Regions from separate parts of the Homo sapiens genome. Here region 2 is linked to region 1. Evidence: chromatin loops called from intact Hi-C (ENCODE). Cell type or tissue: psoas muscle. All regions are shown on one strand.

Evidence for each region. Peaks named below come from ENCODE experiments on the same cell type or tissue, not always from the same donor. Only the 100,000 strongest peaks of a DNase experiment are listed, where the experiment ranks them.
Region 2: it touches region 1 in a loop (2.6-fold over the local background); 17 of 110 quality-filtered maps call a loop at or near these places.

What each region holds. Positions count from the first base shown.
Region 1 is chr9:84,170,651-84,175,650 of GRCh38, reverse strand. No RefSeq gene overlaps it. Among named protein-coding and RNA genes, the nearest start is that of SLC28A3-AS1, 110 kb to the left of the region's middle. RefSeq lists an enhancer at 2,163-2,672. In psoas muscle, a CTCF peak has its summit at 2,365 (motif pointing right); a DNase peak (open chromatin) is centred at 4,670; H3K27ac peaks cover 1,087 bases.
Region 2 is chr9:84,052,877-84,057,876 of GRCh38, reverse strand. No RefSeq gene overlaps it. Among named protein-coding and RNA genes, the nearest start is that of RMI1, 75 kb to the right of the region's middle. In psoas muscle, no CTCF peak of the experiment used is centred here; a DNase peak (open chromatin) is centred at 3,096; H3K27ac peaks cover 3,807 bases.

The sequences.
Region 1 (5,000 bases):
AAACTCAAAATCTGGGAGGGCAGACAGACCACAAGGAGCAGGCTGACGAGCACTTTCTGAACCTCTTCAGTTTGTTTATGTCTCCAAGGCCTGCTTTTAGTCTCAGCCAATGTTCATGTAAAAACTTTCTCTCCACTGGAGATAATGATGCTTAAAAGACTCATGGCAGGAGGGACTCTGTGGGTGGAGCAGTCAAAAGAGCAGAGTTTTGGGGGTCAGAGAGACCCCAGTGAAAATCCTGGCTTTGCCCTTTAATAACTGCTTTGTCTGGTAAGTTTCATCTCTTCGCTCAAGTGGAGATGACACTGCCTTCTTCACAGGGCTGCAGCCACAATTACAGATGGCAGTGAAAAGGGCTTTGCTCATCAACTGGCCTAAAGGACTGTTTTTATGACAGATAAATCCCAAAACTTAATGTTACTTATTTCTAATCTCTTCTACTTTAGCCCTGGAGAAATGTTGCTGAAAAGGAACAAAACATCTGATTAGACTTTATTTCTTTTTTAAATCTTTCTTTCTCTATTTCAGACTTTAACTAATGGGAAAGTGGCCACAAGTATGTTGAACAGAAAAGGAGAGAGAACAAAGGGTTTCGATAACCCACAAACTATACCTGCTATTCTAGGTGGGCCGAATTTTGTCCAGCATCAAGTAGACAGATACTCAAAATGAAAAATATGCTTTATTTGTGGATGTCAGAAAAGATTTAATTAGAGGCAGCTTTAAAAACTGGGTGATTAGGGTCAAGCAATTTCATTGACACATTAAATAAGACTTACAGTTGAGTATCATGCCAAAGTTAACTACTTAGAACTACCAATATGTACGAAATCTGGGTAGATGAGACTGCTGGTATTACCCAATATCTATTCTCTTCTTCCACAGCAAGAGAATTTTTAGCTGAGCATATGAACTCCCAGAATAATAACTGCATTTCTTACCCTCTCTTGCAGATAGGTGTGGTCAAGTTATTAAGTTCTAGGCAAAGAAATGTAAGAGGAAGTGGTGTATGCAACATCACAGAAGTGTCCTTATAGGGAAGCTTCTTTTCCTCCTTTCTGCTGGCTGGAATGGGGACATGATGGCTTGAACTGGAGAAGCCATTCAATGTTCCCTGGTATTATGAATAATCACACCAGCCCCTAGACCATTTACTCAGACTTTCACATGAAAAAAATAAATTTCCATCTTTGTTCCACCACTCATTATTTTGGATTTTCTGTTGCTCACAGCTGATTCTAATCCTAATTCAGTCTGGGTGGCATGAATATACAATTGGCTGTGAATTGTTGAATTTCTTGATTTTTTTAATGCATCAAAATCAGGCATTAAAATGCATTGGCTTGGTTTTCTGTATTTGCTGTTTCTGCTATTAACAGAAGTCCTGCTTTATGAAGCAACAGGAACTGCCTTGGTTATTGTTTATATAAAATTTGCTTTGCATGTACAAAAATCTCATTTATCTTGCCATCTGATACTTGGTAGATTTGGGTGTTTAATGGATCTTTGTTACCAAATATTTTTTCACTCATTGTATACAGATGCTGCTCTTGGGCTATAGCCATCCTTCCTAACAAGCAAAAATCCTCAGAAGATATTTCCAGGTTTTTTTATTGAGGATGCGGGTGGTGATGGATAGCTCATCTCCCCGAAGTCATCCAGTAACCCAATTCTACAGACACTTTTTTTGTTGTTGTTGTTATTTGGATCAGGGCTCCATCTCCTCATTCCTCTCCTTTGTTTTATTTTTTGCTTTTTTGCAACAGAAACAGAGATCTGAATTACATTAATAAAATAGAAAAACAGAGTGTCTGCCTGTCCTCCCCCTCTCCCTCTCTTCCTTCCTTTTTTTTTTCCTCTCTCTCTCTCTCTCTTGACTTTGAGTGAAATATGCCTTTCTAAGACTAAGGCAAATGAACTTTTGGGAGGAAGAGGATCCAAATACATAAAACTTTGCATAATCTCTCAAGGGCTGGTGAGCCCCTGGGAGTCTTTTCAGGAACACTGAATTAAGGACCAGTGTCCTTGAGTTTATTCCAGAAAGCTGGAAGCGCTCCAGTTTACAGGTAACCTCAAGCTCTAATACAATTATCCCCCATTCACACTCTCCCTTTGTGATTTGTCAAATACCCGAATACCATTACTTTCCACTTCGGTTTAAATTGACTCACTTTTGAAACTTAAGCTTCACTAATATCCATGAAATCACAGATACGGTGTGCAATTTATATTTTTTCTAATACATGTTAAAACACATGGCCATTAAAATAAAAGTATGTGCCCATGTGCCATTGTTTTAGGTTGGGTTGAGACTAGGACTAGAGTACAAATCATCTATTTGAGAGGTGTTCCCAAGAAGCACCACTAGGGGGCCGGGGAAATAAGTGTGAAGAGAGGAAAGTCAATCCAGGGAGCATTACGGTCTTTGGGGTTGCATCCCTGCGGACCCCCTAAGAAAGCTGGAGAATGAGCCTCAGAGTTTTACCCACCATCTTCCCTTCGTCATTCTTTGAAAGCTACTCTCGTGGATGTGACCATTAACTCCTACCACTGCAGGCCCGCTGTGAAGGTGGGCAAGCCAGCTCCTGCAATCTGAGTTACAGACATTTGCAGTTAAGAAGCCGTCAGCACAGGCCGGGCCGGGCGCGGTGGCTCACGCCTGTAATCCCAACACTTTGGGAGGCCGAGGTGGGCGGATCACGAGGTCAAGAGATCAAGACCTTCCTGACCAACATGGTGAAACCCCGTCTCTACTAAAAATACAAAAAATTAGCTCGGCATGGTGGCGGGCGCCTGTAGTCCCAGCTACTCGAGAGGCTGAGGTAGGAGGATCGCTTGAACCCGGGAGGCGGAGATTGCAGTGAGCCGAGATTGCGCCACTGCACTCCAGCCTGGTGACAGAGCGAGACTCCGTCTCAAAAAACAAACAAACAAAAAACAGAAGCCATCAGCACAGCGAGGAACTGCAAGTGCCTAGGTAGTTTGCTTAGGGCACTAACCATATCTGCTTCAACTACCTAATACATCTTGCATCCCACCATTAGGATATATGCTGCATGTTGGACAATCCTATACAAAGGACCTGAAACCAATGTTTTTTAGCATAAGAGGACAATTTGGTCAGGTGGAGTAGGCATCTAGCTACATATTATAATTTTTTAATGTCAGAAAACGTCCCCTCCACAAATAGATCTCCTTTTGAAACTCCTCCCCCTCCACTTCATCCTTTCTTCTCAAAGTAAGGTGCTAAAGTCTTTTCGCGGGAAATGTTATCTGGGAAGAATAAGATGTTAAGTCATTAGCAGCCAACAGTTTAGATGTCATTAGCTTAACAAATGAGATAAAGCCGAAAGGCTCTAGCTAATATTTGTAATTATTTATATCACATTTGCCTTCCCCACTGAGAGCGTAAATCCCACAGGGGCAGAAGCCAAGGCTGTTCTGTTCACTGCCGCATTCCCAGAATTTAATGTTGTGCCTGGTACACAGCAGTCCTCAGTCAACATTTATTAAATGAATGGATAGAGGAATAAATAGAGAGTAAGAGATATAGCAGATTCTGACAGAAGAAGAGAAAAGGGGGAAAGAGCTTATACTTCTCTTAAATTGGCAGAAATTATAAGTGGAAGGCAGGTGGGACAGGAGGAAGACATCAAGGAACTTGGTAGAGAGGAGAATTAAGTGCTGCAAAAGTCTTCACAAGAAAGTTTGCCCATTTCAACTCAAACACCAAAAACTAATTCAAGAAATAAAATCTTATATCTTACCTTCATGGCACAAAACATTTCTAAATATTAGAAAATGCTGTTGGAACAACTCAATGACATTGTTTTCATTAAATGTCACAATCTTGATTTATGTGCTACATCTTTGTGAACTCTGGAAAATTTTAGGATGACTAAAAAAAGATGTGATAAATTAAATTCCTCTACTCATTCGGCCTATATATATTGGGCACTTAATCAAATCACCATATAAAGGAGGTGGTGGAGGAGCTCTCTGAGCAGGCTTTGTGTGGGAAACCCCGCAGATGCTATTTAAAGATAGATCCCTCGATCCCATCCTAGATCTCTAATCAGAATCTCCAGGGGTTGCACGTGGAAATCCGAACTGTTAAATACCCTGTGTTATTTGGATGCAGGCTATCATTGCAGGTCAGTCAACCCACATTTGGGGATCCTTTCTACAGAGGATGCAAAGATGCTGCTGCTGCTGCCATTTTCATCAAGGAGTTTGCAATCTCAAGTGGATTTTTAAGACATAGATAAAAGTAACAAAATATAAATTAGACGACAAGTATGGCAGATCATTGACATTCTCTCAGGGAGACTTCATCTGGGGAGCCGGATTTGATCTAGATCATGACAGATAAACAGATGTACAATAGGGAGGCCAGAAGTGGGGCTGAGTGGATTTGAGGAAAGAATTTGGTGAACTTCTAAAACTCAACAAGAAGTTTGTTTTCATTATTGTAAGATCACAGACACTGGAAGAGACCTTTGAGATGCCTGGACTTCTGTTCACAAGGAAGGAAGGGCTCTGAGGGATAAAGAGAGCAGTACTGACAGCATGCACTGAACTTCCAGGCGCAGGCTCTCCACCCCGCCTCCCTGCCTCCTGTTGGTCTGACCACAGAGTTAGGAATGTGTTTCTGTTACTCGGAGGGACTGCTTGGCTCATGTCCTGGAGCATGCACTGCCATATGGGACCAGGTGTCAGGAACGGCCTCCTGGGGGCCAAGCAGACCATAGGGCCAGCTGGCAGGCTTTCCACCTCTCAACAAGGCCCTGTTTCATTCTGTCCTGTCACTTACAGAAGCTCCAGGGACAACAATGTTGGGGAGGGTGAGAAGAACACACACACACACACACACACACACACACATACAAATATGCACACACACCCCCTCAGTGAATGAGTAACTGCAGAGACACTGAGACGCTGCCATTGCCCAGGCTGGAGTCACGTACCAGGGACTTTCTGTCAGAGACTTCGCATAT
Region 2 (5,000 bases), 120 kb after region 1:
CTTATTACAGAAGCTGGAAAACTAGATCGTCACTTTCTTAGCCTCCTTCAAAGTCACGGGAGGACATGTGACTTAGTCCTGGCAATAAGATGTAGGGAGAAATCTTTTGGAAGGCTCCTGGGAACTGGGAAAGCTTTTGCTTTCCTGATGCAAGAGACAGTCGATGCCACCCCTGCCTTTTCCCCTTCATTTTGCCTTGATCCCTGGAGCTGCAGCAGCCTGGTGACCTGTGATAGCCATGAAGATGAAAAGCTGACATGGGAAAGATGGCAGAAGGGAAAGAGAAAAAGACATGCAGTCTTTGGTGGCACCACTGAACTGCTGCAGCAAGGCTGGAACTTCCCACCTCCAGAATTCTACTTATATAAGATAATTATGAGCCAGATGTGGTGGCTCATGCCTGTAATCCCAGCACTTTGGGAGGCCAAGGCAGGTGGATCACCTAAGGTCAGGAGTTTGAGACGAGCCTGACCAATATGGTGAAACCCCATCTCTACTATGTTGTGGCATGAGCCTGTAGTCCCAGCTACTCGGGAAGGCTGAGACAGAAGAATTGCTTGAACTAGGGAGACGGAGGTTGCAGTGAGCCAAGATTGCACCACTGCACTCCAGCCTGGGTGACAGAGGGAGACTCCGTCTCAAAAAAAAAAAAAAAAAAAAAGATAATTAAATGTATTTATTGCCTAAGCTATTATTAATTGGTGTTCTGTTACTTGCAGCCTAATACAACCAAACTGATACAAGCACTGACTACATTCCAGGCATTGGTCTAAACATTTAATTCAATGCTTACAACAACTTGATGAGGGATGTGTTATTATTACAAAGAGGAGGTAAGGAGGCACCAGGAAGTCAAATAACTTATCCAAGTCCACATACCTAGTAAATAGCACAGCAGGGATTTAAAACCCAGCAGTCAGCCTCCAAAGCCCTCAATTGTAATCACTATATATACAGTTTCTCAATAATCGTGATAGCACAGATAGAAAATAAGGAGTTGGGAACAGGTGTTAATGGCTGGAAATCTGAGTAGAAATATTCATCAAGGAGTTAGAAATGCCAAGTCTGAGGCAAAAGAATATAAAGGATATTATTTAGAATAAGGAGCCATCTGCATTAAAATAAGAGTTTATTTAGAGCCTACAGCGGTTCCAAATCCTCCTTATCTACAAGGTGAGATGAATAGAACCATAAATATATAGCATGGCCTGAATACTCTTTTGTTGACAAAATGCCTTTGACTATCCAAAAACTGGCTCCCTTGTTACTGCAAACGTTTAAATTCTGGCCTGTGAATACAGTAACATCATTTAAAGGAATGCTGTGAAGTGGGGTCCAAGGCTGCTCTCCACTCCTGGCTGCCAGGGAAGATTTTTGGCTACGCATAGCAATTCTCCATTGTAAGCCAATGCCAAACATAGCGTCAATCTTCCAGCCAGCTGCCAGTTTGCAAGGCCATGGTGACCCAGCAAAGCTACCCAGAATCTGAAGTGGGCTTCCAGGGCTGTTGACCATTCTATCACCTTCAACATCAGGGCAGCCTGTCCTCAGAAATGAGAACGGATGCTGTTTACCTTTATTCCACTGGTATTCCGAGTAAAAAGTGAGGACCAAAAAGCGAGAGGGAGGGGGAAACAGATAACATTAATTCCAAATAATAAAAATAATGGTAATAAGCTTGCCGTTTTTGAGCACTGACCCTGTGCCAGGCTCTGTGTGGAGTGAATGCCTTTCACGGATTATCTCACTTGAAGCAAATTAATCTTGTGTCTGCTTCTATTTTAACAGACTCACAAGGTCTGTCGCCCAGGCTGGAGTACAGTGGCGCGATCTGGGCTCACTGCAAGCTCCGCCTCCCGGGTTCACGCCATTCTCCTGCCTCAGCCTCCAGAGTAGCTGGGACTTACAGGCGCCCGCCACCACGCCCGGCTAATTTTTTTGTATTTTTTTGGTAGAGACGGGTTTTCGCCATATTAGCCAGGATGGTCTCGATCTCCTGACCTCGTGATCCGCCCGCCTCAGCCTCCCAAAGTGCTGGGATTACAGGCGTGAGCCACCATGCCCGGCCCAGACTCACAAGGTTTCTAAAGAAAATCGTGGTTAATCACTGAAGATACTGTGGCATTTGCCAATTATTGTTGTCGTTGTTGGCTTGCTTGGGGTTTTGTTTGTTTTGTCTTCTTTATTCAAAGGCCTAACAAAGGTCAGCTGGAATATTCCACTGATGCCCATGGACACTGCAATAATTTTCAAACAAGGCTGACAACCAGAGCAATAGATCAGTCCTGTGGAAAACAGATTGGCCTACCTGGGAGAACTGAGAGGGCAATATATGAAAAAGAAACATCTATGAACTTCCTATCACCAACTTTGTCAGGTTGGTATTTACATAGTTCTAGAAATGGGGCCAGTGTAATCCTTATTAATGCAATACAAGGATATAAATGCTCAGTGGCATTGGAAAAGAACTTAAAAAGGGAAAGATGTCTACACTACAGTCCTGGTATTGGTTAGAATGTTTTGTACTTTCCTTGGTGATGAGCTGCAATTAACCCAGTTCTGATCTGGACGTGCTGATCTTCATCACAAATCACCGATGACACTGGAACAATTTCACTGTCATTAAATGCTTAAATGATGTTACAATCACCTAAACAACTAAAGTACACAAATTAAAGCTTTAATTTATAATCCTTTTGCAAAAGCACTCCTGTTAGAATTTAATTTAAGATTTCTGTAGACTCACACTCTAAGTCCAATCATTACAATTAATCCAATCTCTCTAATCAAGGATGCATGTCTTTACTTACTCTCCCTAAAAGTAATGAAGATTATAAATGAATGAATTTCATTACTGTTCATGATTTTGGTCAATTGTTCTCAGTTTCTCAGTCTCAGGTCATTTCTCTCTGGGAGGCTATTTGAAAGATAAACAACTCTATATTTAGATACTACCAACGACAATAACAACAACAACAAAAGACAAAAAATACACATCAGGCTTATTGCAGAGATAAGAATGAGACAAGCCGAGTCATCATTGAAGTGGTCAGCAGTCCAAGGCCACTCATCTTTCATAATCAGCAGCTGTGAAGGGCTTTGCCAAAGGGCAAGGGGTAAGAATCGCTCACGGCCTCAGAGAAGTGGTTCCCTTGCATTAGTGGCTAAATCCAGACAGACCAGAATAAAACCCGCCGGTGAATCTGATCCAGTATTTAAAAGTGCACAAGCAGGAAAGTACTTAGCAAGTCCCTTCATAATTCTGCAAAAGTTTATTCTTTGTCCCAAAAGAAAATGAGGAAGTGTATTCCCCCCTCCTAGACTTTAAACTCAGGATAAAGAGATACTCCTAGCGGAGTATCTGGTGCATGATGGGAGATTAGTAAATGTTTGTTGAAACTAAAATTAACTAGCATGTCCTATCATTGAATCTGCATAACAGCTTGACAGAGTAGGTATTGTTGTCCTATTCTGTAATAAAATTGAGGAATTAAGAAAGATCAGTTTGGTAACTTGTTAACAAGGAATGAAGCCAGGACTCAAACTCAGGTCTTTCTGGCTCCAAAGTTAGTGTTCTTTTCATTATGTCATGCTGCTGCAAAACACCTGCTTTGCTAACTTAAGACCCTTTCTGTTTCTTTTCTAATTATACAATGCACAACACTCTTCTATAAATGTAAAGCCCCCTTCTATTCCAATCTCCTTATTCTCTGCAGATGATCTCATTGTTCCTTTATTCAAAATGTGGTGGTGCTTCTTCTACATTAACATCACTTCCTGTCTCTTCCCTATCTTTGCTTCCTTCACTGCTGTCCCAGATTAAAAAGTGACCTTCCTCTATTTCAAGGTGAAAGCCCCTCTTTATGGCTCTTAATCTCCCCAGTCTGACCACATTTTAATACTTCTTCATTCTTTCTTCTGTGACTTCTTCCTGCCAGTGTATAAATGGTTTGATGTGCTTCCCATCTTAAAATACACACACACACACACACACACATACACACACACACACACACACACACACCCCACCTCCACTCACCAGGCTATCCCTTGAACTACATTCCTGTCCTTCCCTCCTTCCCTTCACTACCAAGTTTCTTTTTCACAGCCTTCATCTTCTAACCATCTCATCATGTACAGAAAATACTCTCTTGATAACAATTGAAAAATCAGATCTACAGATTTTCTTAGTTTTCATTCTCCTCAGATTCTCTGCAGCAAGCCACTACCACCAATTCTCATTTCTTCACGTGATCTTCTCCCATGATTTGTATAAAGCTGTTCACTCTCAGATCTGCCTCTCATTCTCTGACTCCTCTTTCCTCTTCTGACCCCAGAGGTAATTGATGCCTTTGGTTATACCCAGAGCCCATTTCTTCCCTCCACATTCTCTCCTTTGGGTATTTTACTCAGTCTTTTATAACAATCTTCAGTTTTGACTAGTGCTCCAGTCCACATTTCCAACTCCTGTTAGATATTTCCATCTGCCTGTTTCCTACTGACACCCCAAACTCACTATGCTCAAAATATAGTCATAATCTTTTTTCATACATATTTATTACATTGTAAATACTATTATCTCAGTCATTATGGAAAAAAATTACCATGTTAAGGTTGCAGTGTTCAATGCTACAAAGGCCAAATATTAATCATAGAGGCCTAATAGTCAAATAGAACTCATTTTTTCTTTTGTTTAAAGATTATTTTCCAAAATTAATGCATTTTTCCAAAAGTAATGCATATGCTAAAAAGAATAATTCAAAAAATACAAAATAGTATATTACATACGTAAAAAGTAGGTTGTCTTCATCCCTGAACACCTTAAATCGAATTCCCTTCCTCAGAAGCAGTATTATTGGTTTTATCAGTGTTATCAGTTTGCTATAGAAAATGTGCCAGAAATATTCCGTGTATTTTCAAGTATATATGTATAGATGCCTGTCTTAGTTCATTTTCTGTTGCTTATAACAGAATACCTAAACCTCGGTAATTTAAAAAGA